Regions from separate parts of the Homo sapiens genome. Here regions 1 and 3 are each linked to region 2. Evidence: chromatin loops called from intact Hi-C (ENCODE). Cell type or tissue: endothelial cell of umbilical vein. All regions are shown on one strand.

The links. Hi-C counts contacts between places; a loop is a spot of excess contacts. Peaks named below come from ENCODE experiments on the same cell type or tissue, not always from the same donor. Only the 100,000 strongest peaks of a DNase experiment are listed, where the experiment ranks them.
Region 1: it touches region 2 in a loop (2.0-fold over the local background); 6 of 110 quality-filtered maps call a loop at or near these places.
Region 3: it touches region 2 in a loop (9-fold over the local background); 68 of 110 quality-filtered maps call a loop at or near these places.

Annotation. Positions count from the first base shown.
Region 1 is chr4:16,439,818-16,447,817 of GRCh38, reverse strand. All of the region lies in intron 2 of LOC105374505 (a long non-coding RNA gene), which reads right to left. Among named protein-coding and RNA genes, the nearest start is that of TAPT1-AS1, 220 kb to the right of the region's middle. In endothelial cell of umbilical vein, a CTCF peak has its summit at 4,109 (motif pointing right); a DNase peak (open chromatin) is centred at 4,137; H3K27me3 peaks cover 922 bases.
Region 2 is chr4:17,444,137-17,452,136 of GRCh38, reverse strand. No RefSeq gene overlaps it. Among named protein-coding and RNA genes, the nearest start is that of QDPR, 64 kb to the left of the region's middle. In endothelial cell of umbilical vein, a CTCF peak has its summit at 4,250 (motif pointing right); DNase peaks (open chromatin) are centred at 3,236 and 4,266; H3K27ac peaks cover 643 bases.
Region 3 is chr4:17,342,634-17,350,633 of GRCh38, reverse strand. No RefSeq gene overlaps it. Among named protein-coding and RNA genes, the nearest start is that of SNORA75B, 26 kb to the right of the region's middle. In endothelial cell of umbilical vein, a CTCF peak has its summit at 3,006 (motif pointing left); no DNase peak of the experiment used is centred here.

The DNA of each region.
Region 1 (8,000 bases), 1.0 Mb after region 2:
TTATTCCTTATAGATCATGTACTTATCAGTCTAAAAGCTCCAAAGGCATGTGGTATAAAGTATCAAAATTTAATGTAACTTAGCAATTTGAATGCAAGATAAACAAATAAAGAGTACCAAAAATAATGTATAAAATAATTTAAAAATTCCTATTTCCAGCAACAACAAAAATGATAATATATCATGAGACAATTCTAATGAAAACTGCGTGACCTACATAGAAAGCTGAAAGACTTTACGAAAAGATATAAAAGAAGTCTTGCATAGAAGGAGAGAGAGATACCATATGGTGAGGCTGGATATTGCTAAAGTATAAATTCTTCTTAAATTAATGTGTGGCTTGCTACAATCTTAACAAAAATCCCAACCTGACTTTGACAAAATGATTCTAAGATTCACCTATAAAAAGAAACCGAATATTGAAGAAAATGTTAAAGGGGAAGTACACTGCATTTTATAAAGCTATAAAGATTTAAATAATGTGACATATGTGCAAAAATAGCACCAGGGACAACAGCCCAGAAAATGATCCTATTATCTATCATATTCTAATATATGATAAGGAATTCATCACAAGTCAATTCCCAGAAAAGCTCGAGTTATTTAATAAATGAGGTTGGATCAATCAGCTAACAATTTGGAACACAATATATTTAAATAATTACCTTATTCCACATACTAAAAGATATCCTGATTAATTAAAAATATAATGTATATAAACAAAAATTAAAAGAATATTCAATTTAATTCTCTTTTTTGAAGGGAGAAAGACTTTCTGTTTTTAAGAATAATAAAATAATTCATAAAAGGAAAGATGGGCAGACAGATCCTAGTACAGTGCACAGACAGCACCCATTTTGACGGATTTGTGTTTGCACTATACTTGTTTACATTTTCAAAATCACTCTTGCAGGCAAGAACATACCAATTAGAATTTTTGCAGGACGAAAACAACAAAAAAAAAATGAGAACCAGCAGACTAGGAAAAATAATGCAACACATTTGAAAAACAGATAAGAAAACCATGAAGACGGTTTCCAGCTTCATCCATGGAAGCTGGAAACCATCATCTTCAGCAAACTATCGCAAAAACAAAAAACCAAGCACTGCATGTTCTCACTCATAGGTGGGAATTGAACAATGAGAACACTTGGACACAGAAAGGGGAATATCACACACCGGGGCCTGTCATGGGGTGAGGGGAGGTGGGAGGGAAAGCATTAGGAGATACACCTAATGTAAATGACGAGTTAATGGGTGCAGCACACCAACATGGCACATGTAAACATATGTAGCAAACCTGCACATTGTGCACACGTACCCTAGAACTTAAAGTACAATTTAAAAAAATTAAACATAAAAAAAAGTGCAGAAAAGGCAAGTTCTTTAGGCTGGGACAATCAAAAAAGTAGGTCATTATATGAACTAGGCTTCAAAAAAAAAGAAAAGAAAAGCATGAAGACTCCTATAGGTAAGTCAACAAAGGAAAGAAACAGAAAATTCACCAAAAAGGGAAATGCAATTAGCAAATCAAATATGGGAAAGTGTTTGATCTCAATGCACATTACGAGATACTATTTTTTCCTGATCATTTTATGTGTGTGTATTTTTTAAACTAAAAAATCCAAATACTCACAAGAATGAGGTGAAAGAGACACCCTTGTGTATTGCTAATGGCAATTAGCAATTGGTAATTTTGGAAAGGAGCCTAGCAATTTGTAGAAGAACTTTAAAATGCTCATTTTCATACTTTTACCCAGGAATTCCTCTCTGGGAAATCTATTCTAAGTAAATAATTCTAGATGTAGAAAACACTGAATGAAGATGTTAAATGCTGTGGTACATATAATAGAAAAAATTGTAATAATTCTTCAACTTCAGACGAATGGTATAACGAATTGAATTATATCCTCCAAAAAGGTATGTTGAAGTCCTAATTCCCAGCACCTTTGAATAGTACCTTATTTGGAAATTGGGTCTTTGCAGATGTGTTCAAGTTAAGATCCACCCTAATCCAATATGACTAGTGTTCTTATAAGAAAAAGAGAAGACATACAGAGTCACACAAGGATAGGCCATATGAGGATGGAGACACAGATTGAAGCAACGCATCTACATGGCAAGGGACTGCCTGCAACACCAGAAGCCATGAGAGAGGCCTGGATAAGCTTCTCCCCTAGAGCCTTCACAGACAGTATGGCCAGCTAGCATCTTGACTTTGGACTTTTAGCCTCCAGAAATGTGAGAGAATAAATTTCTGTTGTTTTAAGCCACTCAGTTTGTGGTAATTGGTTACCACAGCTCTAGGAAACTAATACAAACAGTAACATCTTTATGTTAGTTGAGAAATAATTTCTTAAAGAAATATGCAGCCAATAAAAATAAATTAGAATGAATTAGACTTAGAAAAAGGAGCACAATGTATTATATGTAAATAGGTAGGGTATGATAGCATATGAGGTTATGAATACTATATGCTAAAACAATTCACTGGTGCATAGAAAAAAGACTGGAAGGAATTTCAAGAAAATATGGAAAGTGGTTGCATTTGCATAGTGAAATATCAGTATGTTTTCTACTTTTTTGGAGTTCTCAATTTTCTTTAATGAAAATCTATTCATAATCATCATAGTTGGTTGAAACTAATCAAGACTCATACCTAGGACTAGGGCTGGACTCATCTCTTATAAAATCCTTGGACTTGAAGTTGATAGGTCTGAACAAAATTGGTTCTAATTAACAAGAAAGAGCATAGGATGGTTAGGTAGGCAACTAAAAACTTCTTGTACATTGTTGTACAATGTACAAGATTGTAAAACAATATGTACAAGTTGTAAAAACATCTTGGTCCATTAGGATTGCTGTAACAGAATACTATAGACTAGGTGGCTTATAAACAACAGGAATTTATTTCTCATACTTCTGGAGACTGGGAAGTCCAAGATCAAGGCTCCAGCAGATTCAGTGTCTGGTGAGGGCTCTCTTCCTCACAGCCAGCTGTCTTCTCATTATAACCTCACATGGTAGAAGGAGCCTCTTTTCTATGAGCACTAATTCCATTTATGAGGGCTCTCCCTTCAGGAACTACTCTCCTCCCAAAGTCTTCACTTCCTAATACCATCACTTTAGAGGTTAGGATTTTAACGAATGAATTTTGGGGTAACACAAACATTCAGTCCATTGCATATCAGGTCCTTGTCTACTTCAAGTTTTGATAGAAGCTGTGAAGAGGAGGACAATAAAAATATTATAGCTAATGGGGAGAAGGAAGAGTGTCCTTCCTGAAGAGCAGGTGTTACTACTGAGTGACCATTAGTTCATTGGTAAAGCTCAACTTAATGTGACACATGTTGATTACCTAAGAGCCAATCTTAGAATAATAGACAAACTAACTTTCAGTATTTTTGTGAAACCAAACACTAGCAAATTCCCTACAGTTCTTTCTTTCACAGAGGTGCATGTTTTACTCAGTCAACCACAAAAGTTACATTCACAAAATTCACTGGTATATATTCATAATTTAGTTGTGCATACCCTGACGTATCAGTTTATTTAAACAGGCATTCATTCATATTTCTTGAAAACCTACCAAAAACCCAACACTGGATCAATAATTCATAATACAACACTGAACAAAAACATCATGATTCCAACCCTCAAATATCTTCTAGCCACACTGGAGAAACAGACATTAAACAAAGTATGGCATATAATAGAAAACTATATTGTGACTAAGTGACACAAACAGAAAGCAACAGGTGCCATCATAAGAGCAGATAATAAGGAAAACTATTCTAGCTTGGAAAGACAGGGAAGGTATAGGTAAGATGAGGTTAAACTGATTTCTGAAGAGAAAGGAATTTGCCAAGCAAATTGGAGAAGTAGAGTGATGTTAGTGCTCTGAATAGAAGGAACAGCTTGTGCAAAGTTTTCAAGTCTAGAAATATTCCAGTTGATTTGAGGGGCTAAATGAAGGCAGCGTAATTGCCATGGAATAAGCCAGGCCGGAAGTAGTGAGAGATGAGGGAGTGCACACAGAGCCCTGTAGACAATGTTACAGATTTGGGTCTTAATCCAGAGTGTAATGGAAAGCCACTAATGGAGTTTACTTCCTGACCAGCAGGTGTCACTACTGAGATGACCATTAATTCACTGATAAAACTCAACATTAGTGTGACACATATCACTTAAGACTCATGAATGAAAAATAAATTTGCATGCTATATGCCACTGATATTTTTAAGGTTTGTTACACAGCAATAGCTGACTGACCCACAGCCTTCCCTTCTTTTAGGAATTGTTTGCAGCTTATGGTCCAGGAAATGTTTTCTCTCTCTCTCTTTTTTTGAGACGGAGTTTCACTCTGTCACCCAGGCTGGAGAGCAATAGCTCAATCTTGGCTCACTGCAACCTCTGCCTCCTAGGTTCAAGCGATTCTCCTGCCTCAGCCTCCCAAGTAGTTGGGATTACAGGCACTTGCCACCATGACTGGCTAATTTTTGTATTTTTAGTAGAGACGGGGTTTCGCCATGTTGGCCAGGCTGGTCTTGAACTCCTGACCTCAGGTGATCCACCCACCCCAGCCTCCCAAAGTGCTGAGATTACAGGTGTGAGCCACTGCGCCCAGCCCATTTTCTCTAATTTTTAAAAGCTACTTTTTCTTATTTATTTATTGTTTCTAAAATAAATATTTTATTATTTTTTTAAAAAAATTCTATCATTCTCAGGTGTTTGATGTGGAAGGAAGATATTTCAAATAGTTCTCAGGCTATCATTTTGAAATTTGAAACGTGAGTATGACATTGAATCAGTTATGAGATTATTTCAACTGGTTTGATCACAAAAGCTCTAGGAATTTAAGGAAAGACTGAAGTAAGACTGAAGACTACAAATTCAGGAATAACTTTCAAATTACAACAAAGGACTGCTTCAGAAGTGGCACAACCACTGCCACTTCTGGGCAGAGATAACATGGATTGTTCCTCTGATGCTGGGGGCACCACTAGAACCTCTGCCAACACTGCTACTTCTGCACAGCAATGGACCACGTGCCTGTCACTGCCTAGCACCTGGATATCCATTACACTAGTTTCCACATGGACATCTCACACCATTGTGTCTGACCCAGAGCAAGGAAAGTTGGAAGGTGAGTTTCTGGCTTTCACCTTGGAAAGAAGCAAACTCATAAGATAGGAATGTCCTTAAACATAGAAAAGCAGCTTAAAAGGTTTACAGGGATGCCTTATAATCACTACTTGGTTATGTTGGAGGTGAAAAAAATTAAAAGTAAACAAGACAAGTCTATACACTTAAGGAATCAAGACTACAGTTCTCAATTACAGTTCATCAAGATAACACACACAGATGCCCTTGTTAGGGAATCTGTCACATAGGCATTCAACAAATGACAAATCAGTCAACCAATCAATAAAACCACAAACCACTGCCATAAAATGAAGCACGATTACCCCTTTATTCCAGACTTTTAGTCTTGCCTTTAATTCTCCAATGAGTTGCTTTGCTTTTTTGTTCAAATTTCCATATTTTACTTTATCACCTCGAATCTTCTGGTGCGATGATTTCATTTTACGGTACACGCTTGTCAGACCATGCCAGCTGCACCTACTTATGCCTTACCATCTCCTCGTCCACTGGGTAACAGTCTCTCCTGGAAAAGGTTCATTCTAGGTAGTTGGTCTGAATCAAGAATTTAAAGAGATAGAAGCATCAGTGGGCCAGTGATCCTCAAAACTGTCACTTGAAAGGCACAAATATATCTCCATTTTGGCATGCCTAAAGCTTTTTCCTATCATCTCAATAGTTCAAGGAGACAGGAAAGGGTGGAGAAACACACACACACACACACGTGTGTGTGTATATATGTACATATATGTATGTATATAAGTATATGTATGTATACATATATACACACATATATGTGTATATATATATATACATACACATTAGTGTGACAATCACTTAAGACTCATAAATGAAAAATAAATTTGTATGCTATATGCCACTGATATTTTTAAGGTTTTTTACACAGCAATAGCTGACTGACCCACCCATATGTATATATGTATACATATATACACATACATATGTGTGTGCGTGTGTGTGTGTATTTTCTTTCCTGTTTCACTTCCCCTTCCCTCACTTCTGTGTCCTGAACTCACACTTCCAAATAAACTTCCCATCCATGAACCATTGTCACAGTCTCCTTTCAGAAGGACCCAGGTTAAGATTCTCTCTCTTTTCCTCCTACCCTTCCTTCCTTCCTGAGCCTTTTCCTTTTTTCAGTGCTATTACCCATCTACTTTCACACTCTCACATATACATGTGTATATATATATGTGTGTGTGTAAGTACATATATATTTAGTGTTTCTCCACCCCTTCCTGTCTTCTTGAACGATTGAAATTCCACATGTGAAGTGAAATACAGAAAACAGCAGACCTAAGTTAATGATTTTTCTGGGAAAGACAAGGAAAAAGAAAATATAACTTTCCAACTTTGCTAATGTAAAAATACATTTTACACTTGTGTTTTTGGTAGATTGGGCAATAATGGTTAACCCACACTTTCCAAAATCTTTGGATAGACATTTACTGAACACTAGCCATGTTCCAGAACTGGGTTGGACACTGGGATAGAGTGGTAAGAAGTGCTGACATTTTACCTACCCAAATCTGCTGTATTTGAACTAGGTCTTCCAGTCAGATGATTCAAATAAGATCAAAATATCCGCTAATCTAAGAAAAAAGTTAATATCACTTCAAAAAAAAGGAAAGGCTAAGGGAAAAAAGAAAGAAAGGAAGGGCAGGAGGAAGAGAGAGAGAATCTCAGGCTGGGTCCTTCTGAAAGCAGATGGTGACAGTGGTTCATGGACGGGAAGTGATTTGGAAGTGTGAGTTCAGGACACAGAAGTGAGGGAATGGGAAGTGAAACAGGAAAGAAAAGAGCCATTTCCTTCCCTCCCTCACTTCCTTCCTTCTTTGTTCCTTCCTTCCTCCCTTCCACATTTCAAAATTCTTCTCAGTTAGATCAAGTATCCAGTCACCTGTGGCAGCCAATGGAAAATGGAAATGGAAGGAAGGGAAGGAAGGAAGGAAGGAAGGAAGGAAGGAACGAAGGAAGGAAGGAAGGAACGAAGGAACGAAGGAAGGATGGATCCTGGCAATTGTGATTTTTCTATCAGAAGCATCTAACAGAAACACAGCCCAAATATTTCTGCTTCTCCCACATTGGATAATTACAGCTTTTCTTTATTGATAATCTCATTTGATCTTCAGAACAACCCCATGAAGCAGGTATTATTTTTATTACAGTATTGTGCTTTAAAGTGTGAGCTGTGCTGTGAGACAGCTCGGAATGAAATACGGGCTCCATCACTCGTGAGCTTTGTGACCTTGGGCAAACTAACATGTTTATGCCTAAGTCTTCTTTAAATGGGCAATAATAAGTGCAACAACTGTTTGTTGTGAGTATTAAATGAGTTAATATTTGTAAAGCACTTAGAATTGGTCTGGCATATAGTAAGTTAGCTTTTATAAACACCTGTTTTTTGTTTTGTTTTGTTTTTCTGATGCTCTCAACTGTGGACAGATTTTGAATGCCTTCTGATGCATAAAATAGGAGAAGCACTCACATTAGCAGAATGACTTTGAAACTCTGCACAGTGTGATCCTCAACAGAAACAGTCCTAAACAAGGTTATGGGGGAGCCAAATGTGCAGGACCCAGCCAGGAAGACTTGGAACGAAGGGGTGGGGCTCAGCTGGGAAAGTGTGTTTTGAGCAAATACACATTTCACTGATCAACAGCTTCTTGCAGGATGTCCTCCCTAAGTCATTTCTGTAAAACATAAAATCTCCATTCTAGGCAGGGTGCCATATTTTTCCTTCTCTGCACCCAATGAGAGAGTGCTTCCTTCTCCCTGGCCATTTGCAGGGAAAATGAAGCCAAGATCCCATTTTAGTACAAATGCTCAACTTTTAT
Region 2 (8,000 bases):
AAAATCAGTGTATTGAAGAGACATCTGCAGTCCCATGTTTATTGCAGCTCTTTTCAAAATAGCCAAGATATGTAATGAACCTAGGTGTTCAACAACAGATAAATAGATAAAGAAAATGTGGCATATATACACAATGGAACACTATTCAGCCATAAAAAGGAATGAAATCCTGTCATTTGCGGCAACATGGATGGAACTGGAGGAAATTATGTTGTTAAGTACAAGTCAGGAACAGAAAGTTAAACACCACATATTCTCAGTCATATGTGGAAGCTAAAAAATAGTTGATCTCATAGAAGTAAGAAATAGAACAGAGGAGACTAGAAGGTGGGAAGCGTAAAGAGAAAGGGGGATAGGAAGAGATTGGTTAAGGTTATAAAATTACAGTTAGATAGGAGGCATAAGTTCTAGTTTACCACAGCACTGTAGAATGACTATAGTTAACAATAATTTATATAGTTTCAAATAGCTAGAAAGAGAGCATTGAATGTTCCTGATACAGAATTGCTGGGTCCTGGCTAACCTCCACCCTCAAGCCTGGAACCTGGGCCCTAAGTGAAAGCAGCTGACCTCATTTTTTCTGCTCAAATAATTGCCTTTTTGGCCCTCCCCACCCCCATCCTGTGCCCATAAAAAGACTTCGTCTGGCAGAGCAACACAAGTGGCTGGTGCAAGTGGTTGGGGATGCAAGCTGCTGAGCCTCGGAGATACAAGTTGGTGAACTTTGGGGATACAAGCAGCTGAGCATCAGAGACTATGGAGACGCAGTTAACTTCAGATGGTTCAGTTTCAGGGAAAGATCATCTTCTTCCCATACCACCCCCTTTCCAATTCCCCATCCCACTGAGTGCCACTTTTATCACCCAGTAAAATCCTCCACATACACTACCCTTCAAATAGTTCATGTGACCTGATTCTTCCTGGATACCGAACAAGAACTCAGGTGTCAAAAAGGACAGGTGCAGGAGGCTATCACTCTGACCCTTCACTGAGCTGCTAACAGTTAGCCATCCATGGACTGCAGGCTGAGTGAAATGAGCCACTCCAGTTCCTGCCCACAAAGGGGGTCGAGGTCAAGGAAACAATCCCATCTCAGTCCCAACACAAAAAAAAGATAAATGTTTGCCATGATGGTTATATTAATTGCCCTGATCTGATCACTATGCCTTACATATGTATTGCAATATCACTAAGTATGCCATACATATGTACAATTATGTGTCAATTAAAAAAATTAAAAATAAATAACTAAAAAGAAAAAGAGCTGATGTTTCAGTATGAGTCTTAAGGCCTGAAAAGACCAATGTCCTGGCTCAAGGCAGTTAAGCAGGAGAAGTTTCCCTTTATTCAGACTTTTTGTCCTGTTAAGGTCTTCATTTGATTGGATGGGGTCCTCCCACATTAGGGAAGGCAATCTTCTTTTCTTAGTGTACTGATTCAAATGTTAATCTCATCCAGAAACACCCTCACAGACACACCCAGTATAACGTTTGACCAGATATCTGGGCATCTAATGGCCCAGGCAAACTGACACATAAAATTAACCATCACAATGGATTATCCACAAAAGGGCAGCTATCTCCCTAAGGGGAATTCAGCTCTAGCTTTTGAAGTTTTTTTTCCTCTTTGTCACATGCATTATCCTATGTAGATCTGGTCATTCATTTATTCATCAAGGACCTCCTGAGAGCCTGCTGTGTGCCAGACACTACTTTGGATACTGGGGAGACAGTGAACAAAGTAGACTTATTGTGTAAAAAAAGTACACACTGGCAGTATCCTAATTTTGTGTAAATGGCTTCTGAAAATGTGCATAAAATAAAATGTAAGAAAATCTAAACAATAGGCTTATCTAGTATTAAGGGAGGGTTCATTCAGAAAAAAGCTAAGAAATATTATAAAACTTCTATTTATATCTTGCCTTTTAGTCATAATTTTGACAACAGATTCCCAACTTTTCAGAATATTTCTAAATTTGTTTTGATTGTTGTCTTTCTATGAGTGAACACACAATTGCTCTTGTTAAGCCCCATGAGTGTGTGTTTGAAGCTAAAGATGCGTCATTTTAGACACATATAATGGTCTCCATCTCTATCTCACTTCTAATAGGTTTGTGATATTTACAGTTCTTATCAGGTATTAGGGTTTTTATTTTTTAGGTTTTCACTTACTATACGACATAAGGACCAACGCTCTGCAACTTTACTAAAGAAAATAAATAATCTTTATACACTGATTACTTAGTTATGGGCATTTTGTTAAGTGCCTTATGAATATTATCTTTTTAAATCCTGGGATAGGAGTACATCCCTGGACCATTTATAGAACTGCATTCTGTTCAATGAGTTATTACAGAGAAAGGGAAGTGGATGAAGTTGAAAAGATCATCATGCCATAATGGATAGTACACAAAAGACATAATTAGCATGAAAAAAATTCAGCTTATTCAAATAGAACTGTAGTTACTCTAATGAATAAATGATCCCTTGATTATACTTTCAAGTAATACCAAGTCTAAAAATGGTTGTTAAACCAACAACTTCTAAGTTTTAATTGATTTGGAATGAATATGTGGGCCTCCATTATCATAAGCCAGACCAATGTAGTTGAGATGCCCATTTTCCCACTATTCCTAGCCCTGAACTTGGCTAAACTGCTCAACTCTTTGAGCCTCAGTTTATTTTTCTGCAAAATGGGAGCAATCGTAAGAACGTCAAAGGATGCGAAAAGGATAAAGTAATTTATCCTTTAATAAAGGATAAAATAAAGTTTAATAAATAAAATAAAAGAACATACAGTTTGGAACTTGGAACATCATAGTTGTTTGAAAAATATTTGGGCTTCTATTTCCTGCAGTCAGGTATATTCTAAGTATTCAATGAATATTTGTTGGAGGTGTTGAATTCCAATATCTATAAGCAAAGAGAAGTATTATATTAAAATAAAATTAGTTATTGAATTTGGTGTTAAATAGTTTAGTCTAGAGCTGCCTCTTTACATATTTTAAGTTCAGCCTAAAGATTTCTCTGTACATCATGAACTATAACCTAAACGGAGATATAAACAGACTGTAACCTACTCTTGTGCCAATCACCGAGTTTTGGCCAGTCAAAGGGTGCCAACTGTTCAAACCGTGTTCAAATAAGGTAAATGCCTGAGCTGTCACCAGTCCAGCTGTTTGTATACCTCACTTCTGTTTCCTGTGTGTCACTTTCCTTTTTCTGTTCATAAATCTTCTTCCACCCTATGGCTGCTCTGGACTCTCTGAGCCTACTCTGGCTCTGGAGGCTGGCTGATTCATGAATCATTCTTGCTCAATTCAACTGTTACATTTACTTTGGCTAAGGTTTTTCTTCTAACATTGGAAAGAAAGCTGAAACCTTTCAAACTTTACTCTTGAATCTTCTTTTCCTTGTCAGGGAACTCTTCAAGGGTGGATGTCCTGGAATGGCCAATTATTTGTCTAAATGCTTTGTTTCTTTCCTAACCAATTAGGCTAAAACACCTCTGGTAAACAAATAGGCATACAGGCCCCCCGCCCTCACCACCCCATAAATAAGACTGTAGGTGAGAAAGGCAGGGAGGCTGCACTTTCCCCTTCTGATCTGTGCAGGGGAGGTTTCTGCTTCAGGGGATGTGGAGGAGACTGGTCCTGGCTTAGTCTTCTTAGGTAAATCTTTGGCGGGAGCAGCAAGCTGCCCCTTCTAATCTGCCTTCCAAGTGCATGTAGTGGTTCATGGCACTGCTTTACAAGAGGGATGGGTTTGATGGGTGGAGCACTTGCACATTTTTAACTTATAAAAGTCCTTGTGAGCCAGGCACAGTGCCTCATGCCTGTAATCCCAGAACACTGGGAGGCTGAAGTGGGAGGATCACTTGAGGCCAGGAGTTGGAGACCAGCCTGGGCAATATAGTGAGACTCTGTTTCCACCAAAAAAAAAAAAAAAAAAAAAGAAAAAAAAGAAAAAAAAATTAGCTGGGTGGTGGCACACACCTGGAGTGTTAGCTACTCAACAGGCTGAGGTTGGTGAATTGCTCAAACCTAAGAGGTTGAGGCTTCAGTGAAGTTGGTTATGATTGTACCACTGGGCATCCAAGTCTGGGCAACAGAGAGAGACCCTGTGTCCAAAAAACAACAACAAAAAAGTTATTGTGAAACCCTTAGAAGAGACAGTACCAGAGCTTATCAGTATCTGGTTTTTCTTTCCTTTCTGGGTCCACAGAGGATTACATTTCCTAGGTCCTTTGCCAGTAGGTGGAGCTATGTGTCCAGTTTCACTTCAGAGCCCAAGCATAGAACATACAGATGTTGGTACTGCCACACACTCTCTTCAATCTTGTCTTGAGATGTTAGAGCCACAAGGCAAGGGACATGTAGTTTGCTGAGTTACTGCATTGACCTTAGTTGTCCTGGAGAGCTGCCCAGACATACAGTAGATGTAGCAAACATGAAGAGTAAACTATTATGGTATGAAGGCACTTAAATTTGAGGGCTATCTGTTACTGCCTCATAATCTGGTTTATTCTGACTAATTGAGCCTCGCGGGGAAGGTTTGAAATGGGGTAGAAAGTATTCTGTGCTACCAACAAAATATCCTAAAACTATGCCAAATAGTCTACTGGTAAATGATGGGGAATCAAGACTGGAGGTGGGAAATGAGGGGAAGGAAAGCAATGAATCTGGAGAAGCTGCAACAGAATTACTGTCTAAAATCATGATCAATTGCTTTTTCTGGGTTTTGAGTTAGCCTGTAACCTTCCTGCATTCCAGGATTCTCAAATAAATTCTATGCCTTTGCCTATCTCAAAGGAATCTCCTCGAAGACCATCGTTTTTGAAATGCCTTGAAGATTGCTTACAGCAGAAACCAGCTCAGCACCTGTCTGTTGCCAAGTTTCTTTGCAAGTAAGGAATGATAGTCGTATGACTTTAAACTATCATTCTTCCTTCACTTGAAGTGAGCAAATTTGAGTCAACAAATAACGATGGGAGCTTACATCAAGTGACTGTGCTTGGCTGTGGGGCTACCAAGATGAAGAAGGAATGCTCCTGCCCTCGAGGAGCTCACAGTCTAGTGGGAGGGAACAATGCGGACATAACTGGCTACGGAACAAGTTAGCCTGGGGAAGGGCTTCAGCAGAGGCATAAACAGAAAAAGTCAGGGTCCAGAGGGAGAGAGATCTGTTCTCTTTGTTGGGGAGGGGTCTGGGAAGGCTGTATTTTAAGTTAGTACTTGAAGGATGACAAAGACCTTGATGGTTTTCTGTGAGGTATGAAAAACTGCCAGTGTTGTATCTCTAGCTTTAGGAGTTTTATTCCTATGCTGCAGAAAAATCCAGCTCGGGAGATGTGTAATTTAAGCATTTTCAAAGCCCATATAACCAGAGATCTGGGCTAATGGGAAAATAGTCATAACATTGCCGCTAAATGCAATAACTTGTTGATATATTTTGCTCAATTACCCTTGTTAATGATTCATCAATCTTTTTTTGCTTCCTGCACTAAAAAAATCTTGCTGCAGAATTTTGCCCAAACATATACACACCCAGTTTTTGGCCCTTGGCAGCCTTCCTAAGTGGAGAGTATTTTCCACATGTGGTTGTTGACATGTAGATTTTGAAATTCAAAAACAATGGATACATACAAGAGGGAGAGGAGACTGAGAATGTATCCTCCATGACACACAAAGATCAGTGTTTTTTACAAGGTGGTCCCGGCTGGGTGTGGTGGCTCATGCCTATAATCCCAGCACTTTGGGAGGCTGAGCTGGGCGGATCACATGAGGCCAGGAGTTCCAGACCAGCCTGGCCAACACGGTGAAACCCTGTCTCTACTAAAAATACAAAAAAAAAAAGAAAAGAAAAGAAAAGAAAAAAAATTAGCCGGACGTAGTAGGGTGCGCTTGTAGTCCCACTTACTCGGGAGGCTGAGGCAGGAGAATCACTTGAACCCAGGAGGCAGAGGTTGCAGTGAGCCAAGATCATGTCACTGCACTCCAGCGTGGGTGACAGAGCAAGACTTCAACTGAAAAAAAAAAAAAAAGTGGTCCCTAGAACACTAATTTTGGATGAATTAATAAATGTGGTATAAAAAAGGATTATATGGTATGTTTTTTGTCAGTGTGGCAACTATCAATTTATTACCTCTCAGCTCCAAATTCACCCTTTTGTTACCAGCTCCACAGTGAAGCCTTAAGCATTGCTCTTTTGTAGCAAGCATGGTGTTAAGCTTTCTCAGTAGAGGAACACCGGAGAAACATTGCAGGAGGAGGGGGATCCTCTTCCTGCTGGCTGCAACCACACCTTTTCCAACAAGGTCTGAATCCCAGCCTTGGGGAGGCCCCAACTTCCAAGTTTGCTTCTCCTTGGATGCTCTTCCTTGGCCCTGGAGTATTCGTCAGTGTACTCTTCACATCTCTATAGTTACTCCCCTGTTGTTTTTATTTTATTTATTTTATTTTTTTTTGTTTGAGATGGAGTCTCGCTCTGTCACCCAGGCTGGAGTGCAGTGGTGTGATCTCGGCTCACTGCAACCTCTGCCTCCTGGGTTCAAGTGATTCTCCTGCCTCAGCCTCCTGAGTAGCTGGGATTACAGGCACCCACCACCATGCCCAGCTAATTTTTGTATTTTTAGTAGAGATGGGGTTTTGCCATGTTGGCTAGGCTGGTCTTGAACTTCTGACTTCAGGTGATCTGCCCACCTTGGCCTCCCAAAGTGCTGGCATTACAGGCGTGAGCCACCACACCTGGCCTCCTGTTATGTTTAATAAGGGTTTATATTAAACAAGTGAGTGAGTTCTCATGAGATCTGATGGTTTTATAAGAGGCTCCTCCCCCTTTATTCGGCAGTTTTCCTTCCTACTGCATTGTGAAGAAGGTGCCTTGCTTCTCAAGTTCTGCCATGATTGTAAGTTTCCTGAGGCCTTCCTGGCCATGCTGAACTGTGAGCCAATTAAACCTCTTTCCTTTATAAATTACCCAGTCTTGGGCAGTTCTTTATAGCCATATGAAAACAGACTAGTACAGTAAATTGGTACTGCAGAGAGTGGGGTACTGCTATAAAGATACCCCAAAATGTGGAAGCAACTTTGGAACTGGGTAATAGGCAGAGGTTGGGAAAGTTTAGAGGACTGAGAAGAAGAGAGGAAAATGTGGGAAGGTTTGGAACTCCCTAGAGACTTGTTGAATGGCTTTGACCAAAATGCTGATAGTGATATGGACAATCAGGCTGAGGTGGTTTCAGATGAAGATGAGGAACTTGTTGGGAACTGTAATAAAGGTGATTCTTGCTGTGCTTTAGCAAAGAGACTGGTGGCATTTTGCCCCTGCCCTACAGATCTGCAGAACTTTGAACTTAAGAGAGATGATTTAGCGTATCTGGGAGAAGAAATTTCTAAGCAGCAAAGTGTTCCAGAGGTGACTTGGATGCTTGTAAAAGCATTCGGTTTTATGCATTCACAAAGAGATGATTTGAAATTAGAACATCTGTTTAAAAGGGAAGCAGGGCATAAAAGTTTAGAAAAATTGCAGGCTAATTTCTAACGCAATGTGTTAGAAAATAAAAACCCATTTTCTGAAGAGAAATTCAAGCCAGCTGCAGAAATTTGCATAAGTAATGAGGAGCCAGATATTAATCGCCAAGACAATGGGGAAAATTTCTCCAGGGCATGTCAGAGGTCTTCATGGCAGCCCCTTCCATCACAGGCCCAGTGGCCTAGAAGGGAAAATGGTTTTGTGGGGTGGGCCCAGGGCCTTGCTGCTTTGTGCGGTCTCAGAACTTGGTGCCCTGCAACCCAGTTGTGGCTAAAAGGGGCCAATATACAGCTCAGGCTGTTGCTTCAGAGGGGAAAAGCCCCAAGTCTGGGAGGCTTACATGTGATGTTGAGCCTGCAGGTACATAGAAGTCAAGAATTGAGGTTTGGAAACTTGCATCTAGATTTCAGAGGATGTATGGAAATGCCTGGATGTCCAGGCAGAAATTTGCTGCAGGAGCAGAGCCCT
Region 3 (8,000 bases), 100 kb after region 2:
GATCTGCTTCTGAGCTCTCATGCTTATTGGTGGGCTTCAGTTAATTGTGGGTTGTTGGACTAAGAACCTCAGTTCCTTGCTAGATGTTGGCCAGAGACTGCCCTCAATTTCTTGTCATGTGGATCTCTCCAACATGGCAGCTTGATTCATCAAAGATTGCAAGGCAGAATCTTCCGGCAAGGTACAATCACAATCTTAGGTAACCTAATCATGGAAATAACACGCCATAACCTTTGCCATATTCTGTTGGTAGAAGCAAGTAGCTAGGTTCAGCTCACACTTAAGCAGAGAAGATTACACAAAAGTGTGAATACCAAGAGTCAGGGTTGTTGGGGCTATCTTAGAGTCTGTTGGCCACATGCTCACAGTATTTAATCCAAATTCCATTAGGTTTGCTTGACTCTTGTCTGGCCCGTTACATAGACAGCTCTGAGGACAGGGTTTGAGTACAGTTCTAGCCACAGGATGGAACATGGAGCCTAGTACTTAGTAGGTGCTCAGTAACCTTGTGTTGAATAAATCAATGACTTGTTCAGGATCACACTGTGCCTAAGGCCTTGGGAGCCCACCCCTTGCATCAGTGTGGCCTAGATGTGAGACATGGAGTCAAAGGAGATTAATTTGGAGCTTTAAGATTTAATGACTGCCCTGCTGGGTTTTGGACTTGCATGGGGCCTGTAATCCTTTGTTTTGGCTGATTTCTCCCTTTTGAAATGGATGTATTTACCCAATGCCTGTATTCCCATTGTATCTTGGAAGTAATTAACTTGCTTTTGGGACTTGCCTGTCTCAGATGAGACTTTGGACTATGGACTTTTTTAGTTAATGCTGAAATGAATTAAGACTTAGGGGACTACTAGAAGGGACGATTGTATTTTGCAACGTGAGAAGGACATGAGATTTGGGAGGGGCTAGGGGCAGAGTGATACGGTTTGGATTTGTGTCCCTGCCCAAATCTCATGTCAAATTGTAATCCCCAGTGTTGGAGGAGGGGCGTGGTGGGAGGTGATTGGATCACGGGGGTGGATTTTCCCCTTGCTGTTCCCATGATAGTGAGGGTGTTCTCACAAGATCTGATCATTTAAAAGTGTGTAGCATCTCTTTCGTCACTCTCTCTTCCTCCTTCTCTGGCCATGTAAGATGTGCTGGCTTCCCCTTCGCCTTCTGCCATGATTGTAAGTTTCCTGAAGCCACCCCAGCCATGCTTCACGTACAGCTTGTGGAATTGTGAGTTGATTAAGCCTCTTTTCTTTATAAATTACTCAGTCCCAAGTAGTTCTTGATAGCAGTGTGAGAATGGACTATAATACACACAGCATGGCACCAGCAGCACTGTGGTAAGTCAGGTCTGTCGGTCAGCAAAACTCTGATCTTTTTACCTGAGTCACTCCCTCCCATGAGCATAAGAGGGAAATGGGTAAAGTATCGTTTTGGAAGAAACCATTATGCTGCCTGATAAATGCCATTGGAGGCCCTGTTCTTTCCAAGATTGTTAAGTTACAATGTGAGTTACTTGGTAGAACTTCACTTCCTGGATCATGGAAAATTGACTTTGATGTCCACTAATTGATGTAATAAATTTTCCTTAGTTTTATTTTCTATTTATTATGATAATAATTGAAAGGGCTCAAACATCTCCTAGAATTTGAAAAAAGCATAGGGAAAATTCTATTGTTTTTAACCTTTCATAACTTTTTAGCCTTGGAAGATACAAAGTCCAGTTAGGATTTAATAAGGAAAATACCTATCATGGTATAGTGGAAAATGTCAGATGGAATAAGTTTGAACCCTAGTTTCAACTGTAGCTTTGTGACCCATAGAAAATTTCTTAACCTCTCTGGACCACAATCCCCATATAAAAATGCTTTTTACACTTCAGTGTTGTGGAGACTTTCAAGATACAAAGTCCAGTTAGGATTTAATAAGGAAAATACCTATCATGGTATAGTGGATAATATCAGAGGGAATATGTTTGAATCCTAGTTCCAACTGTAGCTTTGTGACCTGTAGGAAATTTCTTAACCTCTCTGGACCATAATCCCCATTTAAAAATGCTTTTTACACCTCAGCGTTGTGGAGACTTTTAAGAGAGATTATGGGTGTGGAGCTGCTGATGTTTACTAGGCTTTCAAAAAATGGCAGTTTCTTCATGCCTCATCAGAGACCATAGAAGGTAAAATAACTTTAAAATAATGAGAAAATAAAATGTGCAAGAAGGCAGGATTTTTTACTACCACTTCCTAGTCCAGGATTAAGGAGAAATATACACTAGCGCTCTAATTTAAGAAGGAAGACAGATTCCCATAAGGATCAAACTATCTGGAAAACAACTTCCAAACACTGGGGAGTGGAGGTCGACCATTGTTTCAGTGCTGTGACTGAAGCAGTCCTCAGTTTAGCTGAGTTTTCATTCTTTTTTTTTTTTTTTTTTTTTGAGACAGAGTCTTGCTCTGTTGCTCAGGCTGGAGTGCAGTGCTGTGATCTCAGTTCACTGCAACCTCTGCCTCCAGGTTCAAGTGAGTATCCTGCCTCAGCCTCCCGGGTAGCTGGAATTACAGGTGCCCACCACCACACCTGGCTAATTTTTATATTTTTAGTAGGGTTTTACCGTGTTGGCCAGGCTGGTCCCTAACTCCTGACCTCAAGTGATTGGCCTGCCTCAGCCTCCCAAAGTGCTGGGATTATAGGCATGAGCCACTGCACCCGGCCTTCATTTTACTATTTTTTGAGGAATCCCAGAAACAAATGGGGAGAGTGCTCTTTTTCAGAAACCATCAGATCACCAGAGATGGAAAGAAGATGCCACATTTTCACTATTTCTGTTCTATGTGGCAGGATAAAGTTTGAAACATGACTTGTGTTTCGTTCTCCTTGTTTTTCCTATTTCAAGAAGGTTATTGGGACTTCAGCTTCTATTGCTTCTAGGGAAATGTGTTTCAAAGTTGATCAAAGGCAGGCTGTTATTTTGGCTTTTGTCTTGGGTAGCCTGCCCCCTAGTGTGAAACTGGAGCAAGAAATGAACACCTGTGGGAGCAGGGAGGTCAAAGCTCTAGCGGGGAGGAGAAACAAATCCAGGACTAGAAAGGGACAGGGGCTGGTGATTTTGTAAGTAGCAGGACCCATGTCCTCTCCTTCACAGTGCCTGAGACAGGAGGTGGCAGGACCTTAGAGTGGGGAGGATGTGCAAGGCATAAGAGTTAGGTTTCAGGCTTCCTACTTGAGGCCCGGCCAAGGCTTGCATATCCAAGCCTGGTATGAAGTGGATTCTATGGGTGTTCTGTCTACATCTCTAGATCCCACTCCTTCTGTGTGTTTCTGTGGACTTCCAACTGCCAGTAGGTGCATCTCGGTGCCTTAGGTGTCTCTCTAAAGCTTTGGAAGGCTGCTCTGCTCTTTTTTAGAGTAGGCCAATAGAGCCACAGAATTAACACTCCTGGGAGCAACCCTTTACCAGTGACTCCAGGGAGCTGGAGTATAAAGGCCCCAGTTCCCTTGCCCTTTAGTTGGTGTACTTCCAAAGAGGGGGCTTTGCAATGTTTCCCATAATTTTCCTATGAGATTAAGTTCTGGTTACTCAATCCTTTAATTACTGTCTTTCCATTTCTGCCTCACTTTCTCCCTCCCCTACCAGTGTTGCCTTCACCTTCTAAATAAACTACCTCTCTGCTCTCAAATCCTTATCTCAGGGTCTGCTTCTGGGAACCTAAAATAAAGCATCAGGAAAGCAACAGAGGACCTCTCCTTCCATAGAACCATGGCAAGGACATGGAACAATTAGCAGTAACCAGTGTAGAACAATAACTGGAGGACCCTTCCTGAATTTTTGTTGTGACATAGATCTCTGTGCCTTCATGTACCTCAGGAGTGTGCAGAGTGTAGCAGAGGGCATAAGGGGTCCATCTAAGTGACTGTCAGAAACAACTGAGAAAGACCAAAGTGGACAAAGAAAAGATAATGAAGTGTTCTATCTAAACACACCTTTTCTGCTTATCTCTGCCTTTTACTGTCTTTGAGCTATAGAAAACTGATGCTAGTGAAAAGGATTTTCATCTATAGAAATGCAAATTAGCTATGTCAGGTGGGAGGTGATTGATTATTTGCCCTATGGACAGGCCAATTTGGCATCTATTTGCAAATTGACTTTGCATTTCTTACCTGCATAAATAGGTGTGGTTCTTTGAACTCCTCTTCAGACTGGTTCCAACTAGTCTGAACTCGAACCTTATTAGTTCCCTCATTATTTAATGAGTTAAATACAATTTTGGGCCCATGTTCATTTTATATTTGTGTGAAAGTCATGATTACACGTTTTAAAAATGTGTATCCTTTAACATGACTAAGATTAAATTCTCTCTAGCTTGGTGCAATGGGCACAGAGTTAGATTTAAGGAGCCCTCTGGAGGGATACACAGCAATTTGATAACTTTGATTGTTGCTTTCAGGAAGGGAAACTGGGTGGCTGGGGACAGAGGTGGAAGGGGCAATTTTTTTTTTTTTTTTTTTTTTGAGACAAACTCTCACTCTGTCTCCCAGGCTGGAGTGCAGTGGCGCGATCTCAGCTCACTGCAACCTCTGCCTCCCGGGTTCAGGCGATTCTCCTACCTCAGCCTCCCGAGTAGCTGGGATTACAGATGTGCGTGCCACCACACCTGCCTAATTTTTGTATTTTTAGTAGAGACGGGGTTTTACCATGTTGGTCAGGCTGGTCTCGAACCCCTAACCTTGTGATCCGCCTGCCTCGGCCTCCCAAAGAAGGGGAAATTTTTATGTGTATTCTTTTTCTCTTGAATTTGGAATCATTACCCAACCAAATTATTAAAATTATCAAACAAAAATTAAATAAATTAAAATTAATTTAAAAGAAAATTAATAAAGAAAAATATTACTTTAAAAATGTAGTAAAACATTTTAGTATCTTTAGTAACCCTTTTGCCATGAATTTGGAGTGGAGGGAGGGTAAACAAATTTTTACTTAGACTATTAGGATTTTTTGGTGGAAACCTTTTGGAAGTATTACACACAGATTTGGAAGATTGAGAGAGATTAATACACATATTTTGGACAAGGATAATCTTTGCAGCTATACATACGTGTAGCAAATATGAATTCTCCACAAATTCAGATGTGCAAAACATAGTTGTTAGTTTCTCCAAATCATTTTTTCCATCTTAACAGCTTTTAAAAAGTTAATTTGTTCTAAAAGGTAATACATTAAAATGGTGCAAAATTCAAAAGGCATACAAATATAAAGTGGATAGGAAGGCATTTAAGTAGATGACAGCTTTTTGTTTCAAAATTTTGTGCTATTTTATGTTATAGCGTAACTATGCTTGTTTTAGAATAAACATGTTTATCTTCATTGTTAGAAAAATTGATGCTCTAGGGGGTCAGTTGTATCTGTCTCATCTGCTCATACCACCCAGCACAGAGCCAGGCAATTCAGGAGTCTCTGCACCTCTGTTTGACGAGGCATGGCCACCTCTTCATTGAGTGTTTATTATTTTACCTTTGTTAGACACTAAGTGAATTAGTGAAAGTCATGCAGGCCATGTTAGTTGATTGGAAGGGGAAAAAAGTTGTTTAATTTTATTGCAGGGAGTTTAAGCAATTAACAATAAATCTTTTTGGTCAAGGTTTAATAGTTGAATAACTTATTCAGTACTAGGTTTTCTTCTGTATTGTGACAATAAAAACAAATCTAATTCCAGGTTCCACTAATTACTTGTTGAGTGCTTTAAAAATGTAATGTGTTTATATAAACGCTTAACAACTATTATGTGCTGTTGTTTGGTTTTGTTTTCTTATGGGTAGGAATTCCAATTTCCCTTTTGACTAACTGGGTAAAATAAAGTAATAACTTTGATTTTTATTATAGGTTGCTATCTACCTGACAAAAAGCTTGATACTTAAACTAAAATAGTATATATAGGTTGAAATTTTCCCCAATTGTTATTGATGTGTAAAGGCAATTAAAGTGTTTAACAGATTCTGGGGCTGAGTTTTAATCTAGAATACCAATAATTCACCTTCATTTCAAATTTTTATCCAAATAGCTTCATCTTAAGTCACATAGGTCTCTTTAATTGCATCTTATAGTTTTTTCCTCTAGATAATAACGTTAGTTTTAAGTGTGTTTGAAAAAGGATTTATTCATCAACACAGGTAGCTAAGGTTTTATACTTCTAGCTAGAGCGAGCTGCACACATATGCATATATGTATTTAATTTAAGTTTGTATAAGTACTCACATATTCATAAATCCTAACAAACTTCAAAGTTTCTAAATACAGTTTATCTGTAAAATTGAGGTATCAGTGATGACCTCATAGATTTGTTGAAAGAATTGAATGACATATCTATGTAACATGCTTAGAATACTTCCTGACACAAAGGAGTGCTACATATATGTGTTTATTACTATTATTAGTAGTAGTATAATTTGCGTTGTATTGGTGAAGGATCATGATAATAGAAGACTTTCAGAAGGAGGTGATATTTAAGCGGAATTTTGAAGTTTGGAGAAAGAAGAGAAAGGATTAGTGAAGTGGAGAAAGACACAGAGAGTGAGCACAGCCTAAGGCACCAACAGTATATGCAGGGAAGTTCTGGGGTGAGAGGGAGACTAAAGTGGGCTATGCTAATTCATTTGGAATTTATTCTAAATATCAAGCAGGAGCCATTAAAGACCTCTCCATTATAAATGAGATAATCAAATACTTGTTTATCCTAAATACACATTTATCCTAAAGAAGTAGCTAAGCAGGTGCCCAAAGATGTATGTATGTTCAAGAATGCTCATAAAATATTGTCTCTAGTATCAAAAATTTGGAAACAACCTAAATATTCAGCCGTAGAAAATTCATTAGTTTATACTGAAGTCATTATGATGTTTACATGCTCTTATGTATTGACATGAAAAGTTGTGCAAGATTTCCTGTTGAGTGAAAAAAACACAACAGCCAGGTTTAAAAATAGTTATAGTATTGTTTTGCAAATATATGTACATGTTTATATGAGTTGGTATGCTAGGAAAATTCTGGAATGTTTACATTAAGGAGTTAGCAGTAGTTATTTTTTGGTTGTGGAATTCAGAGTGATTTTAATTTAATAATTTTTATTTTTGTTATCTATGTTTACCAGTCATTTTATAATAAATATGAATTAGTGATTTGATTAACATAACAAAATGAAAGTAGTTATATTCTGCGGCATTAATGTTCATCAATGAAGGGGAAAAACTCTTCTGTGCTAGAGGGAACAATCTTAGTAGAATGTGTGTGGAGCCATGGGTGGAGGTAGGATTTCGAGAAGGTGGGTGGGAGGAGGGCTTATAAGCCTAACTCCTACTGCATTTACCCCTCCTGAAACCCCATTTATCTTCTCCCTTTCTTGGCATATCTTCCTATTGAGACAGAGATTCTCAGCTGGCTTGCTGCTAACATCTTGTCAACCTTCTCAGATACTCTGCTAAATTTTGATCGAAGTGTAAAAATGCATTTTTGCTAGAACCGCATATACCATGGCAAGGTCTATAGTGTTGTGAGGGACATGACGTTCTATCTAAGTCAATCCCAGTTCCATGTTACTTCTGAAATTTTTATACTTATGTAACAGTATTACACACACTAGCCTTGAATGATGGAGAGATGGGTTCTATTTGTATCATTTATTACTCTTGTTACAATTTTGGGCAACTCGTCGAACTGGTAGAAATGTCAGTTTCACAAACTTTAAAATGAGTGAGTATAAGTAAAAAATGCCTATTGCGAAGGATAGTTTGAGGTTTAACAACCATATAATGTGTGTGAAGATGCTTAGGAAACCCCAACTGTAACAGATGTTTATGGAGTGCCTAGTATGTGTTGGGTAGTGTTAGGTAATGTGCGAGGTGCTAAAATTGAAGTGACCCACAGATGCAATGATCCTACACAGTCCTCTGGGTACCTGGTAATAGTCCCAACTGGTGTCTCCCCATGTCACATTAGATGATAACCTTGTGCA